Linked DNA regions of Homo sapiens: region 2 is linked to region 1. Evidence: chromatin loops called from intact Hi-C (ENCODE). Cell type or tissue: CD14-positive monocyte. All regions are shown on one strand.

Evidence for each region. A loop is a pair of places that touch in the nucleus more often than their neighbours do. Peaks named below come from ENCODE experiments on the same cell type or tissue, not always from the same donor. Only the 100,000 strongest peaks of a DNase experiment are listed, where the experiment ranks them.
Region 2: it touches region 1 in a loop (2.1-fold over the local background); 4 of 110 quality-filtered maps call a loop at or near these places.

Annotation. Positions count from the first base shown.
Region 1 is chr11:77,404,955-77,409,954 of GRCh38, reverse strand. All of the region lies in intron 1 of PAK1 (p21 (RAC1) activated kinase 1), which reads left to right. Among named protein-coding and RNA genes, the nearest start is that of PAK1, 67 kb to the left of the region's middle. In CD14-positive monocyte, no CTCF peak of the experiment used is centred here; DNase peaks (open chromatin) are centred at 584 and 2,144; H3K4me3 peaks cover 2,509 bases; H3K27ac peaks cover 4,478 bases.
Region 2 is chr11:77,446,762-77,451,761 of GRCh38, reverse strand. All of the region lies in intron 1 of PAK1 (p21 (RAC1) activated kinase 1), which reads left to right. Among named protein-coding and RNA genes, the nearest start is that of PAK1, 25 kb to the left of the region's middle. RefSeq lists enhancers at 2,268-2,697, 2,277-3,047. In CD14-positive monocyte, no CTCF peak of the experiment used is centred here; DNase peaks (open chromatin) are centred at 2,581, 3,481 and 4,601; H3K4me3 peaks cover 1,282 bases; H3K27ac peaks cover 2,882 bases.

The DNA.
Region 1 (5,000 bases):
TCTTCCCCTTTGATGACTGGCTTTTTGAACTGATTTCTACTCAGCAAATTTTTTTTTAGTTAAAAATTTTGAAAGAATTTACCATGTTTATCATGTTTAAGTGTACAGTTCAGTTTCAGTAAGTACATTTATATCTTTTTTTCCCCCTTCATCCTCCTCACTCCCTTTCCTGGCCTTTGGTAACCACCAGTCTACTCTGTATCATCATGAGATCTACTTTTTTTACCTCCTACATATGAGTGAGAACATGTGATATTTGTCTTCCTGTACCTGGCTTTTTTTTTACCTGAAAAAATGGTATCCAGTGTCATCCATGTTGCTGCAAATGACAGGATTTTATTCTTTTTTATGGCTGAATAATATTCCGTTGTGTGTATATATACATATATACACAAATATATATTGTGTATATACACATTTTCATTTTGGCTATTATGAATAGTGCTACAGGATTCATGGGAGTGTGATATCTTTCATATATTGATTTGCTTTCTTTTAGATATATACTCAGTAATGGAATTGCTGAATCATGATAGTTCTATGTTTAGTTTCTGAGGAACCTCCATGCTATTCTCCATAGTGGCTCTACTAATTTACATTTTCACCAACAGCATATGAGGGTTCCTCTTTCTCCCCATCCTTGCCAGCATCTGTTATTGCCTGTCTTTTTCTTTTTCTTTTCTTGAGACAGGGTCTTGCTCTGTTGCCCAGGCTGGAGTGCAATGGTACGATCATGGCCTACTGCAGCTTCAACCTCCTAGGCTCAAGCAGTCTCCTACCTCAACCTCTGAAGTAGTTGGGACTGCAGGCACATGTCAGCATGCCTGGCTAATAAAAAAAAAATTTTTTTTTTTTAGAAGTGTGGTCTCCTTATGTTGCCCAGAGTGGTTGTGAACTCCTGGGCTCAAGTGATCTGCCTGCCTTGCCCTCCCAAAGTGTTGGGATTACAGGCATGAGCCATCGTGCCCAGCCTTTGCCTGTCTTTTTGATACAAGCCATTTTAACTGGAGTGAGATGATATCACATTATGGTTTTGATTTGTATTTCTCTGATGTTAGTGATGTTGAGCATTTTTTTCATGTACCTGTTGGTTATTTGTATCTCTTGTTACGAAAAATGTCCGTTCAGATCTTTGCCAGTTTTTAAATTGGATTACTTGTTTTTTTTGCTATTAAGTTGTTTGAGCGCCTTATATATTCTCGTTATTAATCCTTTGTCAGATGGATAGCTTACAAATATTTTCTCCCATTTTGTGGGTTGTCTCCACTTCGTTAATCAACGGAATTTTTGTGAGCACTGTCCTTAAAGTGGGGGAGTTAGAGGGAAAGCAGAGATGAGAACGACAAGATTACTGTTTTATTGGCACTCACTGTCAGAATGTGGAGTGTGTGTGTGTGTGTGTGTGTGTGTGTGTGTGTGTGTATTTCTCCATAGTGGCTCTACTAATTTACATTTTTGTCAACAACATGAGGGTTCCTCTTTCTCCCCATCCTTGCCAGCATCTATTATTGCCTGTCTTTTTCTTTTTCTTTTCTTGAGACAGGATCTTGCTGTTTTGCTCAGGCTAGAGTGCAATGGTACGTACGATCGTGTGTATGTGTGTGTATGTATATATGTGTGTGTGTATATATGTATGTACAATATTCACAGAGCTTTGAATATTGCATCCATCCATTATCAAATATTTCTGAACCATCTACTCTATGCTAATTATGGTACTAGGTTGGTGGCGATACAAAAATTGAAACTGGCCTCAGTTGTTGCTCTCAAATGCAGATCAAGGAATGTGGACGCTCATGTGGTAAGTATTGTAGAAGGAAGCACAAGGGGCTGTGATAATGCAGAAGAGGGCACTTTTGATTTAGCAAGACAGTGGCAGAGCTAGGACCTAAACTTAAGTCTTCTCTGAAGGTGATATCTATTCTCTTATACCCTGTTATCTCCTGAGTTTGTGTATACATACAGTGTACAAAGAGTTTTCCTATATCCTCTTTTCTGCCTACTTTTGGGGCTAGACTCTAGGTACTGCTGACATGAAAAAAAGAACAATCCCATGTGGCAGGTCACTGTGCCATAGCCAAACAAACACTCATTACCTTGGAAGGGAAACAGACTTCGTCCCTGTTAACTTCTGGCTCGAGGCCACTTGGGTGACTATATGCTGAGCTCCCTCTCTGAGTCATTTGATCTCTTCCTTCCTTTCCTCCCTGTTCCATTTACTTAAATTCAATTTCTGGCGGGTTGCAGAGTCCAGAGACCAGATGCAGCTAGGCTAGGCATTTTCGCTTCCACTGGCCTCTATAGAATAGGGATTTAACACCTCATAGGGTTGGTGAGGATCAGATGAAATAATGAATGCGTGAAAATGCTTTGTAAAGTGCTATATAGATATCATTGTGGTTGTTCCCGAGTGCATTTTCAAGCCGTGAAAAATTGCTCAGATGCTATAGCCTGAAAGCCTAGGGTTGCCACTGACAGGCAAGAATAGGCACTCAGTATAGACACCAAGATTTACTAGACCCTTTCTCTGCCCTCGAAAAACTCACAGACTAATAGGAGAGGATTGAACCTCAATCCTCCGTGAGTAAAGGAAAAGGAGTGGGGTAGATAGGGCTTTAGGACTGGTAATTTAGTTCCATGGTCAAACAAAAACCACGAAGTATGTGCTTTATTTAAGGTCGAACAGATAGTAGGTGGCAATTATAAAAGATACTTTTAGTGACTTCTTATGATGTAACACAAAAAGGGGAAGGGGGACTTAAAAGTAGATTGACTTCAGTTCAAATCCTGGTTCTACCACTTACTGTTACCTGATTTTTAATCTTTTTAAGCTTCATGTATAAAAATGGAAGATATTCATACCTACTTTGAAGGGTTATTATAAAGCTTAAAAATAATCATATAAAAAAATAATAATAATTATATAGTAGGCACGTAATAGCTATACTTATTCTACAAGTCCCCTGACTCCTAGGCTGTTAAGGGCCCCTCTTCTGGATTCATGCAGCACCTATGTCTTTCCTCTCACCAATCAATAGTGCCAGTTACCATATTGTATTGTTATTGTGGTTAATGTATCTGCCTTTCCCATTAGTCTGTGAGATTTTTGAGGGCAGGGACAGGGTCTAGTAAATCTTGGTGTTGATACTGGGTGTCTACTCTTTTTTTTCCTTTGAAATCGTATCTCTGTCTGTTGCCCAGCCTGGAGTGTAGTGGAGCAATCTCAGCTCACTCACTGCAGTCTTGACCTTTTGGCTCAAGCAATCCTCCCACCTCAGCCTCTTGAGTAGCTGGGACTACCGGTGCCTGCCACCACACCTGGCTAGCTTTTGTATTTTTTGTAGAGACAGGGTTTCACCACATTGCCCAGGCAGATCTCAAACTCCTGAGCTCTAGTGATCCACCCACCTCAGCCTCCCCAAAGTGCTGGGATTACAGGCATGAGCCACTGCACCTGGCTTTGAGTGCTTACTCTTGCCAAGTCCTATTTAGTTGCTGAGTATACTTTGGTAAGCACAGCAGACTTACAAAAGCATATCGTTGCTCCTTTACAAAGCTTATCACTTATTGAGGGAGATATATAATAAGTAAACAAATATAATTACAACTCATGATGATGCTGTGAAAACCAAGAGTTCCGTTTGGTCTTGTTAGATTTGAGGTACTGATGAGAAACGCAGGTGGAGTTGTCTAATAGATGGTTTTTAGGCTGAAGAAAGCTGTTTGGTCTAGAGATCAAAACTTGGGCATTATCAACGTATTAATAATATGTAAAGCCATGAGAATGGAGGAAATAATCTTGGGAAAAGTGTAGTGTATCAGTAAGGAAGGTTCCGAGCAAGGAAGGTCCCAAGCCTTGGATGTGTGGATGATAGCTGGAGAAGGAGGATTCTGCAAACGAGGTAGGAGTAGACAGAAAGATGGAAGGAAAGCCAAGTGAGTGTACTTCCCTAGAAGACAGGAAAGTAGAGTATTTGAAAGAGAAGAGAGGTCAATTGCGTTTAATGCTGCCAAGATACTGAGTAACGTGAGGACAGAAAAATAAGGATTTGATTTGGCAAGATGGGGATAATTGATAATCTTGACAAGACTGCTTTTGATGAAATGGTAGATTGTTAGTTGGCAGACAGAAGGGGAGGAAGTGGAGATAGTTTAAGTAGACAGTTCTGAGAAGTTTTGCTATGAAGGGGAGCAGAGAAATAAGTGGTATTTGGAGGAGGATGTGGGTGTCAAGGGAAGGGTGTGTGTGTGTGTGTGTGTGTGTGTGTGTGTGTGTGTGTCTGTCTGTCTGTCTGTCTGTCTTTGAATAGGAGATGCCAAAACTTGTTTACATTCACCCAGTATTTCTCAGATCAGTCCAGAAATTTAGATACCATCTTAATTTTTCTTTTTTTTTTTAATCACATGCTGTATCTAATCTTTAACTCATTTGACTCTACCTTCAAAATGTATCTGCCTTTGAATTACTTCTCTCCCCCTATTGCCAATCATCTAAGCCACCATTAGTTTTCACCTGGATTATTGCAATAACTCCCTAATGGTCTCTCCACTTCTGCATTGTTCCCCTGCAGCCTGTTCTCCTCTGCTGCTAGAGTGGTCTGTTTAAAAACATAAATCAGATCAGTGCTCAAAACCCTTCAGTGTCTTTCCACACTTGCTGAAAAGCCAAATTTATTGTGGCCTATAAAGTTCCACACTGTCTGACCTCTGGTTACATCTCTGATCCCAGTCGCTTACCATATTTCTCTTTGTTTACTCAACTTTAGTCTTGCCAGTCTTTTTGCTGTCCTACATGCCCAGTGTATTCTCATCTAAGACATTTGTACTTATTACTCCTTCGCTTAAAATGCTTTTCCAGATATTACTATGATTTGCTGTCTCATTTAAATGAGGTCTTAAGTAACTGTTTCTCAGAGAAGCCTGTCTTGATTATCTTCTTTTATGTACCATGCCCCATGCATGCGCCTCCCCCTCATATTCACACATACACGTGGACTTGA
Region 2 (5,000 bases), 42 kb before region 1:
CCGGGCGTGGTGGTGGCGCCTGTAGTCCCAGCTACTCGGGAGGCTGAGGCAGGAGAATGGCATGAACCCAGGAGGCGGAGCTTGCAGTGAGCAGAAATCGTGCCACTGCACTCCAGCCTGGGCGACAGAGCAAGACGCCGTCTCAAAAAAAAAACAAAAAAAAACAAAAGACATTAACGAGAGAAAAGCAAGCAAATATATTTAATACAAGTTTTACATGACATAGGAGCCTTCATAAGGAAATGAGGATGCAAAGAAACAGGCAAACTTGTGTATTTTTATGTTTAGGTTTGATGGAAGAAGTGGGTAGTCTTGGAGAAATATGATTGGACAAAGGCGGTATGATGTAATGGTAATAGGATCAGGGTTGGAGGGAACTTAGCAAGGCTGGTTTGTTCAGATTTTTCTGTATGTCCCTGTGTCTTCAGAGAAAAATGAGGCTTTCCTCTGGGAATAAGGAGGGTACCTCTTGAATGAGGATCTGATTACCTGCTTCAGGGGAGAAGGGTGAGGGGAAGCTGAGAGTGAGAATACTTTCTTGCGTCTGCTGTTTTCTCATATGCTAAGATGTCATATTTTGGGGTAGCATGTCTTGAACCCCATTATAAAGAATCAAAGTGGTGGCTGGAACATAATAGGTAGTCAGTAAATGTTTGAGATATTCTCAGAAGACTTAGTTCTGTCTTCTCAAATGGTTTCCCTAAAGTCTTAAAATAAATACATCAGAACTTCTTGTTCTGTGGTTTTAAAGTGTTTTGTGGAGTTTGATTCCAGAGGCTATAGGTGGTGTAAGGTATGAGCTTTGCTGTTAGTCAGATTTCCATTCTAAACTCCTGTGGCACATAGGCAAGCTCTTCTGCCCAGAGAAGGGCCTCTAGAGATGGCAGGTTTTGTGGTAAATGGATTGAAAAAGAGGAGGAGGAAACTTGGTAACTGGGAAACTTGGGTCACTTCTGCAGGCAGTTGCAGCCCACTGAATAGCAGTATGTCAGGACCTTAGTGGTGAAACCATTTTTCATTGTGATCTCTGTCTCTGTTATTCTAAGTGTCTCAAAAACTGGAACCATGTCTAAGTCCTCTGCTGTTTCAACACCTGACCCACAGTAGATATGCCAATGTATTTTTTTGAAATAATATCTATCTAAAGTGGAGAACTTCTGTGGCCCATAGAGTTCCATAAATCCCTAATGGCTCCTAATTCTTCACCCCAGCTTCACCTTGCAGAGATATTTGTATTTAACAAGGATTTTCTAGTCTTTAATCATAAGGATTTGCAGGATTTCAGGTCTTGGGTTTTTTAGGCCTTGCTCTGCTGCCTACTTCCCTTTGCAAATATGGTCAGGCCAGACAGCTATTTCCTTCATCCCTAGTCATTGTGTGGGACCTGCCAGGTTCTTTCGGGTTTTTAATGCTGGGGTGGTATTTGTGGCTTTAATGCACAAGAGTTGGGGAGCATGAAACCCACATGATCAGGTAAACATCATTCTCTCAGTGGGTCCAGGGTTATGAGAAAACATAATGCTGGGATGTTCTTTCTTCCCAACTCTACCCCTAGAATTGATACTTTTATGTAAGCCATTAATTCAGTAAATACCTTCTGAGCATATATACTGTGGATCAGACATTCTGCTGGGTGCTTTAAATAATTATCTTTCCAAATACTCACAAGTTAATACTTTGAGTTAGACTGAGGGTATTGCCTTCAATTTCGCAGAAAAGGAGTCTGAAGTTTAGATGAAAGGAAATGACTTGCCTTAGCTAGTAAAGGGCAGACCCAGGATTTGAAACCAAGTCTTCATGACTAAAAGATAATCATTGATTGTCATGCTTGTCTATGCTTTCAGAATGGGAAGCTCCTTGAAGATGCATGTCTGATTGAATTTTTGCTCCCTGTTCTCAGCACAGGGGCTAAAACAGAATTTTTAAAAAATTGAATATGTAATACATTGGAAAGTCCTAGATAGAATAGGGGAATTGGGGTGAGGGTATTGAGAAACTGTTTCCTAGTCCACATTATTTCCCTGGAGAAGCTCCAGTCCTTAGGGTGATTTTTTTTTTTTTTTTTTTTTTACCTATAGGATTGAAAAGGAAAGCATTATTCATTCCAGCAACCCATAAGGAAAACTAACACAAACATTGTAATGCTTTAAAGATCTTCGTGTCTCATTGGGAAAATAACACCTCCTTCACTGTGTTATTTTGAGGAAAAGTGAGATGATAAAAGAGTCTGCCTGAACTCTAACGTTTTATGTTAAGTTGTTTTCATGCCTGGCTTTACCTGCCCTATCCCCTTTCTGGGCTTCAGTTTCTCTATGTGTACAGTGAGATGTTGAACTGAATGGTCTTGCTGCTCTTCCTTCCTTCATTAACATGAGAACAGATAGTTGATGCCTCTGATGTTCATGTTGTTCCCATTGCCCTTTTCTCTTTAAGCGCACTGCCTAGTTTCCTTTAAAGTCGTTGCCTTCTTTAGTTTTCTTTTTAAGCTGTTTCTGTGTGGGCTAGTGTTCCCTTTTGAGGTTGAATTGAATTGTGTAAGGCCTCAGGAAGTGGTGGAAGCACCTTCCTCAAACCTGGTTGCACCAAAGGCCCATCAAGTCAAGTCTTGTCCCCAAAGAGGAAGAGAAAGCCTGGGGTTCTTAGCCCAGGCTAAGATTGAAGGAGTTTCTCTTTCGAGCTTTCTGGGTTAATTTCAAAACGTACAGGAGGGACATTTTCTTTTAAATTTCAAACACTCACCCTGTATATCATTAATATTCCTTAGCCATTTTTGTATAATATCATTTTTTAATTTCTATCCACCTTCTTAAATCTGTCCCTTGGGTCAGACAAAATGAATTCAACCTTTCCTCCACATGACAATTCTTTATAATCACAATAGTGATTTTATTACTGTTCTTCTCCAGCTAAATAGTTTCAAGAGTTTCTCAAATGACTACCTCTTTTTGCCTATTATACCACTTTGCTTTCCACAAAAAACTTCCCATGGGTAGTCCCTTCCTCATGCTAATCTTATTTCTGGTTCTGTATAACCTATCACTTCTTTGTAAGTTTTCACACTATTGCTGAAATAAGCCAAACATTCTTTCTCATGTTCCCTTAACTTGGGTCTCATAGCATTTTGTTTGTTTAACATGTTTTCCTTTGCTTGCTGTCCTTACACTCAACAACCTTCAAGACCAAGTTCAAATATCTGTCTCTGATGCCTTCTCTGACATTGTCCTCCTGTGCCAGGCAGAATTAGTATTTCTTCCTTCAGTGTTTATGTGTTACTCTGTTGTAATGGCTATGACATCATTTCTTATATTATATTTGTACTGTGTTATATTTTGTGTTGTACTGTATTGTAATTAATGTAATTTGTATATTCTACCTCTCCTTAAACACTTCTTCAAAACAACCCTTCCAAGGTTAGAAATACGTAGCAAATACCAGGTGGTCAATAAAAGAGGAAAGTACCACGCATTGAGTAACTTACTGCTGTGCAAGTTGCCTAATAAATATTCCCAATCCTCACAACAGGTCTCTGACATATTTTTCCATTTTTTCCCATATGAGTCTCCCATTTTACATATGAGGTAATTGAGGTCCAGAGAGATTAAATGATTAATTTCTGATCTCACAGCTGGTAACTCAGACAGAATTGGGATTCAAACCCAAGCTTGCTGATTCCAAAGCTTGAGTTGTGTTTGGAACTATTCTTCTGACTCCTAATTCAGTATTCTTTCTGTGCACATCAAAAACACACAAATTGAGTATGTAGATGTGTTTAATGCAGTGATGGACTAGAGTTCAAATGGGAGTGTGGTGGAATGAGGAGCAAATAGCTGTGGTACTCTCATAATTGTGTATTAAGAAATAGCCCTAGAGTTATTAATGCCTTAATTGCAACTGTAGGCAATTCTGTAATTTGGCATTTTAAAATGAATCTATTTTGGCTGGGCATGGTGGCTCACGCCTGTAATCCCAGCACTTTGGGAGGCTGAGGTGGGCGGATCACCTGAGATCAGGAGTTTGAGACCAGTCCGGCCAACATGATGAAACCCCCGTCTCTACTAAAAATACAAAAATTAGCTGGGCGTGGTGGTGGGCGCCTGTAATCCCAGCTACTTGGGAGGCTGAGGCAGGAGAATCGCTTGAACCCGGGAGGTGGAGGTTGCAGTGAGCTGAGATCGTGCCACTGCACTCCAGCCTGAGCGCGAGACTTCCCCTGAAAAAAAAAAAAAGAATCTGTTTCATCTTGTTAGCAGATATAACAACACCTACCTTTGGACATGTTCTGTTCTAAAAAGGGATGAAAAGCTGCTTCTCTCACACTACCACGGGCAAGATAGATGAGCTCAGCTTTGACTTGAAACAGTGTTAGTGCTTATGAAATCTTTCGCCTCCAAGTTTTGTCCTATTTTTGTTAGGTGCTGGTAACCTACCTTTCAGAGCTATAGAATCAGACAATGGGAATAATGGGATTCTTATCCCAACTATTTGAACAGGTTCTCACCAGGGAGAGCCCAAACACAAAGGACCTTTTTGGAGTTGGTAAAGAAGGCCAAAATGTAGACCCTGGGAAACACCTCTGCCTCCTTGTTTTGTGGCATGGGCTGCTGATTCATCCTATATTCTTTTAAGTTGGCTAATAGCGGATGTGTTATAGAAAGGTAACAAAAATAGGATCTAGCTCTTCTTATCTCTGTGTGGTTTTGGGTAAATGATTTATACTTCCTATGTCTTTATGTGTTTTAATCCAGTGATTCTTTCCAGGTGAAGGGATCCTGTTGTACAGGGACCACACATCTTTGCTGCTCAGGGACTATGCAAGGCTCTAGATTACAGCTTCTTTTGCTCTCCTTTTTTGTTTTTTTTTTTTCTTTTTGTCACAGCTCCCCTATTCACTATTATTCTAAACAGTTTTTGAAATCTCTTACCGTCTGATGTCCCCTCACCCATTCTCTTTATTGTTGAGGTTCATACCTCTTTTATAGCTTTACCATCATTTTAGAGTG